Linked DNA regions of Homo sapiens: region 2 is linked to region 1. The links are chromatin contacts, found by Hi-C or POLR2A ChIA-PET in ENCODE. All regions are on one chromosome and are shown on one strand. Each heading gives the region's core, a stretch centred on a gene start or an enhancer-like site at or near the end of the contact. The rest is flanking DNA. Distances are from core to core; before and after follow the strand shown. Region 1 overlaps LOC102724158 (a long non-coding RNA gene). Region 2 holds the start of BLTP1 (bridge-like lipid transfer protein family member 1).

Region 1 (4,265 bases), core at 742-3,241:
CAGCTACAACATCCTTGAATCTTGAAGAGACTGTGTGTTATTAATCTTAATATCTGTCACAGCTTGCACAATACTTTGCACTATAATTCTATTATTTATTTTTAGCTTTTTAGTTGAAGTAGACCATACATTCCAAAAGTTCATAAATCATGTATGTACAGCTTAATGAATTTTAACAAATAAAACTTCTGCCATAACTAGCATCAATCAAGGAACAGAACATTAGTCCAGAATCCCTCTCCATGCCCTTTTTCAGTCATTACTCCTCTTATTTCTAATACAATACAGTGTTTTTGAACTTTATATAAATGAAATCATACAGTACATATCTTCTTTTGTGTCTGCCTTCTTTTGCTCAATATTATGACTGTAGGATTCTAAAAGCTTTTTAAAAAAATGGGTAATATTGCTGTATCTAAGATTTTAATCAATGTATATGAGAGGTTTTCTATATCACCACTTCAGAAAGAAGGCAGCTATTTTGAGGCACAGATGAAATCCCTCTCTAGTGGTTGTGGTGATAGCCTGCTCAGCATTCTTTTTTGTGATTTCTATCAACCCAATTTTGTTCAGGTGTACACCCCTCTATGGAAAGCCCAAGTGACTCCCAGTGGACGGGTCTGGTTGGTAAGCTTTCTCCCCCTTGTCAGGGATTGGCTCAGGAATGGGAGTCTCCATTTCAGCCACTGAGGAAATGTTGCTGGGGTTCGAGGTATCTTTTTGCCTCCTACTCCAGGAATGCATGCAGAAGCAACCCTGTCACTCTTCTCCTGGATGTGTCATGTGTGGGCAGTAGGTTCAGACACTAAGGCTACTCTGGTCGCCTTTGTCCTTGAGGATGAAGTTGATACAAAGAGGAAGACAGAGCCAAGAATCACAAAGAAATAGGGCTTGCTACTGCATTAAGCCATCCTCGAGCCTGTGCTACCTCTAAGTTTCTAGTTACATCATGTCATCCAGCAAATTTCATTATTGCTTAATGTAGTTTGAGTTTTTTTTTTAAATACAACTAAAGGCACTTTAACTGGTATGTGTCCCAAGGACTCAGATGATTACTTGGAAGGCACATTTAATGGAATTGATGGTGATGTGAAGCTTTGATCTTGGGAAGGGGATGCGAGTCAGACAGTGAGGGATGGAGTGACATGGCATGGAGGGCTCCACCTACAACACAGGCTGAGAAGAAATCCCTCAGGAGTGAGCTATTTGCACACTGCTCACAATGCCTTGGGTTGTCAAGGCTCCATGGGTATGCTACAGACTTGAGGAACCTTTTAAGTGAAGAACGGCAACATTGTGAGTGGTGGGGATGAGGGCAGCTGCCTGTGCCAGCAGGTAGAGAAGCTTCTCCTTTCCCCCTCCCATGGAGGAAAGGACGGCCAGTGCAACAGCAGTGGTAACCCTACATGGCCCAAGGGTGTTTCTTCAGAGCACAAGGAGTGCCCTGGATGGCAAGTTGCCAGATTTTGGTAGTAGACGTGCAGGAAGACAAGGTTCTCAAGTGCTGGACACGAGGCGAAGCACAGGCATGTCAGATCCCCAGTGTTTTCCCAACACTATAGTGTGAAAATGAGAGTGATAAAAGTGGTAGGAAAGGGCCCCTCGGTGGATGGAGCTAGCTTCTCTCTCTCTCTCTCCTTCTCTCTCTCTCTCCCTCTCTCAATCTCTCTCTCTCTCTCTCTCTCTCTCCTCCTGGAGATAAGAGTAATTATATTGTCCACTAGGACTGAGAAAGCATGCCTGAGGGCGCTGGAGTTACCATGGAGAGAGGACTCTCCAGTGAGAAGGCCGTTCTGCATTTATGTGATGTAGAGCTCAGAGTGATTCAAGCTGAATTTACAGAGAAAATAGTTCTTTCTGCCACCCAAGCTGGGGAAGTGGGATAGACCAGTTCTGTTGGCACACAGGATATGAGAGAGACTGTGGATGAAGGTGGCATCTGATTTGAATTGTGAGAGAAAGATAGAATTTATACTTGCAGTGGGGAGGATGTTTTCATTAAAGGGAACTGAAAGTGCAAAGGCAGAGGGGCAGGAAGTGCAGAGTGGCTATTCAGGGTATGTGAGAATGAGAGGGGTGAGGACATTTGGAAAGAGACATGTCTAGGTGGAAAAGAGTTGTGAATGCCTCTGAAGAGGTTCGAATCTTACACTATAGGTAAAGGTGAACAATTAAAGGATTTTACCATGTCAATGATATGATTTAAATTGGCCTCAAGATGATTAAAATCAGGATGGACTAGAATAGAGAAAGATAGCGAGTGGGGAGACCAAGTTAGAGCCCACAGCAATAGAACACAGGAAAGGAAGTGGGGGCCTGAATTAGGGTTGTGGTGATAGACTATAGAGAATTTCTGGAGGTGAACTTGACAAGAGTTGATAACTGATCGGATGTGAATATGGCATGATTAACAGAAACTGCATCATTGTCACAAAATCTAGTCCCAGAGGTTGATAATTTTTTCACATCATGTTACATTTTCCACTTAACCATCTTTCTGGTGAAATGATTCCCAACTTGCAGACTATTTTGGGAGTACATTGTAGCAAAATGAAACACACACACAAAAAAGTGATAAGTGTTACATGTAAAAAGAATTTGCCTGGAACAGACTCCTTTCTCTCATGGGGTTAACAGTAGTACTGCTTTTGATGAAGTGCATTGTGCATCCCAGTGATGGTAATAGAAAGAGAAGAATTTTGGGGGCCCCTTGCACCTTCATGGCCCTCTCAACTCACTATCAGAACCTACCAGAAGTGAGTCAGAGCCAAGAACTGAAGAAATATTTTTTACAGTTTTTCAGAATTTGTTTTTTTGACTGGAGTGCATTCATTTTCTAAGCAAGAAAACTGTGCCTGGAACTTGACTCCAAAACATAATTCCCTTTATTAGTAAAGAGATGGAATTGTGAATGTGTTCCTTAAGGAATGGATGCCAAAAGCTTTCTTGATGATAAAAAGGTAACAATACCCCTTAAAGTAGTGTTTTTAAATGAATAACTTCATTATCTTCTCTTCCAGAGGGAAGACCGTAGAAGCTTTATCATAGGGCCTAGTGTCATGATCATATATTTACTCCATAAATACCTGTGAGGTAAGTATCAGGAACAGATTCTAAGTAAAAGACCTTAGATGGGAAAACTCCCAAGCAGTGATATAATATTAAAGCTGTTGTTGTAGGAGAACTGTCTTATTCTTGGTTAGTTGGAAAATAAACAGATCTTCAGAGAAAAAAGTAGAGGGAAGGGTGTCTACTCCTGAGGGCTGTTTGGTTCACTCATTTAATATTTGACTCAAGAGTTGGGCATAAAATTAGAGGGAAATCTCAGTTCCAGAGATTCTAAGCAGATTTTAAATTACTCATCCCCTTCCATGTTGTTGGCTTTGAGAATATCACTGACGACTATGGAGGGATCCTCAAGGTCCACAACTTCTTTCTCAGGGAAAGGCTAGCAATGACTTCTTAATTTTGACCTTGGCTGTTTAACAGATCTTTTGTTGTTGTTTGTTTGTTTGAGACAGGGTTTCTCTCTGTCACCCAGGCTGGAGTGCAGTGGTGCAATCTCAGTTCACTGTAACCCCCACCTCCCAGGTTCAAGCAATTCTCCCACCTCAGTCTCCTGAGTAGCTGGGACTACAGGCAGGTGCCACCATGCTTGGCTATTTTTTTGTACTTTTGGTGGAAACAGGGTTTTGCCATGTTGCTCAGGCTGGTCTCAAACTCCTGGGCTCAAGCAATCCTCCCATCCCATCCTCCCAAAGTGCTGGGATCACAGACGTGAACCACAGTGATCATTTATTTTCCCAGATTTACATTGCTTTGTGTAATCCAACCTAGAGGTCCAGTTTTTGTGGCACATAGTAATTAGAATGACTAGTTAATCCTCGAAGGATAATCTGGAATATTTGCATTATATTTTACTGCATAGCAAATCCTGCACAGCCCCACTAAAGGAAAGGGGGCATTTAATACAGAGCAAGTAGTAATATATAATAAAAATGAAAAGCATTTAGTAGCAATGAGATATTGTGCCCCCAAATCATCCTTCCAATACCATGATTTGATAGTACAGGGAATGCTGGAAATTTTCCAAAAGAAAATGGAAATACAAGGATTCTATTTTTATTGCATAACAAGGAAAGGAAATGCTCAACTACCGCAAGAATATGTTGGAAGCATATGGATTTTGAACCAAAAGATGAAAGTGATATTATGCCTCTGGAAATTCAGTGTCTTCATTGTGATTTAAAGTGTCATAGCCCACA
Region 2 (4,265 bases), core at 1,263-3,762, 170 kb after region 1:
GGGAGGGTGAAGGTGGATGAGGGAGAGGATCAAGAAAACTAACTGAGTACTAGGCTTAATACCTGGGTGATGAAATGTTCTGTACAACAAACCCCCATGACACCACAAGTTTACCTATGTGACAAACCTGCACATGCACCCTTGAACTTAAAATAGAAGTTTAAAAAACAATGCTTTTTAGTGGCCAAAATTTCCTGTGTTGTTTTCCTTTTTAAAAAATCACTAGACCACACAAACAAACCTGTACACTATTGTTTATAGTAGCTTTATTTGTAATAGCCTCAAACTGAAAACAACAAAATGTTCCTCAATGGGTGAATGATTAGACTGTGGAACATCCATATATTGGAATACTGCTCAGCAATCAAAAGATCACACTATTGATATAGATGACAATTTGGATACAGTTCAAGTGAATTATGTAGAGTGAAAAAAGCCTGTTCCTAAAGGTTACACACTGTACACTTTCATTTATATAACATCCTCAAAATGATAAAATTACAAAGATGGAAGACAGATTACTGGTTGCCAAGAGTTAGGGTTGTTATATGGGGAGGAGGGGTGGGTGCATCTATAAAGGGGTAGTAAAAGGGAGATCTTTGTGGTGATAAAAGAGGTCTGTATTGTTTGTAGTGATAGTCACATGGAATTACACACGATAAAATGACATAGAGCTACATACAGACATTGTACTAATGTCAGATTCCTGGTTTTCTTACTGTACTATAATTATACAAGATGTAACTATGGGGGAAACTGGGTGAAGAGTACATGAGACCACTCTGAACTATCTTTGCAACTTCCTGTGAATTTATAATTATTTCAAATAAAAAGTAAGATATAAAAAATCACTTGAAGGCTTTCATCATTAGAGAAATTCTTCTTGGATTCAATGGAGACAGTTTCTTTGGCATCCTTACTTTAACGGCATGCTAGAGAAAAATGAAAAATAGGTGGGAGACTGGAGAAGGCAGTAAGCCTTGCCATGCAAATTTAGTGAGCCATATGAAATGTCAAAGAGCATAATTATTTTCACAAGACTAAAGGCCTTTAGAATAGAGGCTTCTAAAATAAATAATTCATTTATACAATGTCGCCTAATGCATAGCTGTAGTTACAGGGTGACTCTTGATCACAGGGATGGAAAGGAAGTAGAGGCAGAAACTTCCAGATTCCCACAGTCCCCTCACACGGTTACAGAAAGGCCATAGTGAACTTCCTTCTCTCCTCTCCCCTCTGCTACAGTGCAACTTAGTTTCAGTTTAGTTTTTGATTTGGGGAACTTGAACCATCTCTAGGTAATTTCTAGTCCAGAGAACTTGTACTTGCACAATGTCCTTCTTGGGCAAAATCCGAAGTTTGGCTGTAGCAAATTTGAATCCTTGTGGTGGTTCCCTTATTACAAAACAAAGATTGACTAGAAATCTTCCAGATGTTGAAAAAGACAACTGAAATTAATTTCTTTGTAGAGGGGCAGAAATAAACTCTAAAGAGTTAATTGACATAAGGCCAGTACCAGTGTCCAGGTAGCAGAAGGAAGTAACTAAGACAGTGCATGCTTTTCTCCTTTTGGTTTTCATCCAGTCCTTCCATAAACCACTTCTGTCTGGGCCTCTATTTCCTTATATGCAATAACAGTTAATTGTTGTACCTCGTGTGTTTTCTGGCATTATCTTAAATTTGGTTTCATATCTGTTCCTTTTGAGGTGAGAGTGGAACAGCCATGTGGAAATATTAAGGTTGTAGTAAGTACCTCAGCTCCGGAAAGAAGTCAGAACTAGAGATTTAGACATTTGGAACTTCAGAGGCAGTATACAGTAATACTTTGGAGCCACATTTCTTGGGTCCAAACCCTGGTTCTCTAGCAAGTTATTTAACCTCTCAGTGTCTTAGTTTTTCAATTTGTGAAATGGAGATAAACGGGGATGAGAATAGCCTCACAGGATTTTGGAAGGATTAGTCAATAAGCCCTGCTAAACACTGTTTACTATTGCTAGTATATAGCGCAGACAAATAAATATCTGCGACATTCCTCTAATTCCAAGAAGTCGTTTGCCTTGGTTCACCCGCTAAATAATATTAAGAGCCTTTCTCTTTAAAAAGAGGAGCAGCAAATTACTTTTCATTAATATCATCAGCATAATAATAGACTTAGTTGAGAGATTCAGCGTGGCAGCACTTCACACAATCGAGCTCTCTTATTGATCATGTCATAACAGCATCTCTATTTCTTAAGGACTCATTTCACGTCATACACCCATCCGATGCTCCTTTTTCGTTAGCCTCCGTCTCCTAAGTGGGCTTATCTGTCTCCTGCTATCAGGAAGGCACTAACTTTTCCTTTGGGTTGTTAGGGTAGCAAAGTGATTTTCAAATTCAGGGTTCTGGCTCCTTCTGCAGCCCAGAGAGGAGGAAACAGGGCGGGACGCCGCCGGATTCCTGGGCAGGGCTTGAGTGGCGCACCTCGAGGCGCCGGCGACGCTGGCGTGTGACGTTGCTGCCTGACGCAGGCGCAGTGCCGCCCGGCCTCGGTTGGGACCCCTCCCCTCCTCCTCCGCCCCCTTGGGTGTCGGTGGCTGCGGCCAGGGTCTGGACCTGGGCGGCGGCCCCGGGCGGCGGGGCTAAAGGGTGTGGGCACCGGCAGAGCTTCGCAGGCTGCATCCGGCTCGGTGCTGCTGCCGTCGCCGCCCCTGCCGCCGCCCAAGGCCCTCGGCGTTCCCCGGAGAGAGGCCAGAGGGATTTCGGGCTGCCTCGGCACTCGCCCAGGTGAGGGGATGGGCCGGGCCAGACGGGGTTGAGGTCGTCAGCCCCTTTTTCCAGTGTCTCTGGAACTCAACCTGGTCGGAGTCTGAGAGCTTTGGCTTAGTAGTGGCTGCCTGCGGCGGCGACTCCTTCATATTCCTTTGCCATCCTTACCTACAGCCCTGGCACCTATAAACCGAGGGTTGGAGGTCAGTGGCAAAGTCTGGAAGGGCCATGGCAGTCGGATGGCTGGGGACTTTGATACAGGAGCAGTTCCTGCGGGTGATGGTAAGGCGCTCCACTTGCTGGTGTGTGGACTCGGCAGGAAGGACCGTGCACCCGCAGGCTCGGACTGCAGCCTTGCCAGCTGCACTGGGTTGTAGTAGACCCCATGCTGCTTAATATAGGGTCGGTTGACCGAGGGCGGGGAAGCCTTGGAACAACCCCCGCTTTCTTCTCTGGGATTGATGTGTTTTGTATTCTGAATTGGTGCTTGCTGCACTGCACTCTAGAAGACTACGTTTCAGCAGAATTTCCTATTGGTCAAAGGAAGGTGAAGAGAAGTTGATTTTTCTTCCGGAGAGTATTAGTTGTTGTCGTTTTTTTTTTTTTTTTTTTTACCTTCCTGTTGGCCTTAGTGTTGACGTTTGTTAAAGGTAAAAGTTCATGTGAATTTCCTTTTTAAGGAAATCATGGGCTTTATAACTGTCTAAGCGCCTGTAAGTTTCAACCGGTTTAGTGGTTTCTGCTTTCACCCTGTGCATAGCAATGAAGTTGTTTTATTCCAAGTTAAATATACAAAGTATAAAAATAGATGAATAACCAGAATACTTTGTAACTATTGAGTGGTACATATAATTATGTGCATATATTATCACATTTAATCATCAAAACAATCCTATAATGTAAAGTCTACTATTCCCATTTTCTAGATGAAAGAACAGAATAGACCTACAAAGTAACATGTTCAAAGTCAGAGCTGTGACTGAAACCAGGTAATCTGACTCGTTTGCAGTCCCTTAGTCAGTATGCCATACCAACTCCCAAGCACCCTGTGATTTTGCAAGATTTTCATTTGATAAAAAGTATGCCAGGAAGGACATTATGGCACTGTTCTTGCCGGCAAGGACCCAACAGTTTGAGAGAAACTTTCTCAATGTGCATTTTGAGTTATGTTTTAAACATAGGATTTGATCTCTAGGACCTTTGATTACCAAACTCATGCTCTTAAGTACAGTGGTTTTGGAGTCTTTGGAAGGCTTCAGTTTGGAAGTTGTAGTTTTATTTTATACTTAGGAGTATTTGTTGTTTGGAAACTTTAAACAAGGAAACGTAATATTGGACTAAAAGAGTTTCGTCCTGTTTGTGCATGATTAAGTAACGAAATCATATAATCAGAAATGGTTATGCTGCTCGTAAAGCCAGAATACCTTGTATAATTAGTTAAAATGCCATACTTTTCAGGTTTGTTAAGATGAAACACTGCAGAAAGGCTATCTGAAGAAAAGTAGAAGGAAAAACAG

The links. Hi-C counts contacts between places; a loop is a spot of excess contacts on that map. ChIA-PET counts read pairs that join two places held with the same protein, here RNA polymerase II (POLR2A). Pooled maps may share reads with other maps.
Region 2: a loop to region 1 is called in a map of B cell, with 2.8 times the contacts of the local background. The contact joins the promoter of BLTP1 here to the enhancer-like site in region 1. A Hi-C loop is called at or near these places in 1 of 168 maps with a recorded cell type or tissue (B cell), 3 of 37 single-sample maps with no recorded cell type and 4 of 50 pooled maps. POLR2A ChIA-PET finds 5 or more read pairs at or near these places in 2 of 52 experiments (Caco-2 and IMR-90).

Annotation. Positions count from the first base shown.
Region 1 is chr4:121,976,005-121,980,269 of GRCh38, forward strand. It overlaps LOC102724158 (a long non-coding RNA gene), which reads left to right. Exons shown (of 3, transcript XR_427598.4): 2 at 3,021-3,093. Among named protein-coding and RNA genes, the nearest start is that of TRPC3, 26 kb to the left of the region's middle. RefSeq lists an enhancer at 2,158-2,207. Within about 2 kb of position 1,992, at least 3 of the 41 ENCODE cell types and tissues checked have a DNase peak (open chromatin) inside an H3K27ac peak, as active enhancers do.
Region 2 is chr4:122,149,819-122,154,083 of GRCh38, forward strand. It overlaps BLTP1 (bridge-like lipid transfer protein family member 1), which reads left to right and starts at 2,513. Exons shown (of 88, transcript NM_001384125.1): 1 at 2,513-2,766; 2 at 4,207-4,265. RefSeq lists an enhancer at 1,804-2,605 and silencers at 2,428-2,617, 2,688-2,767.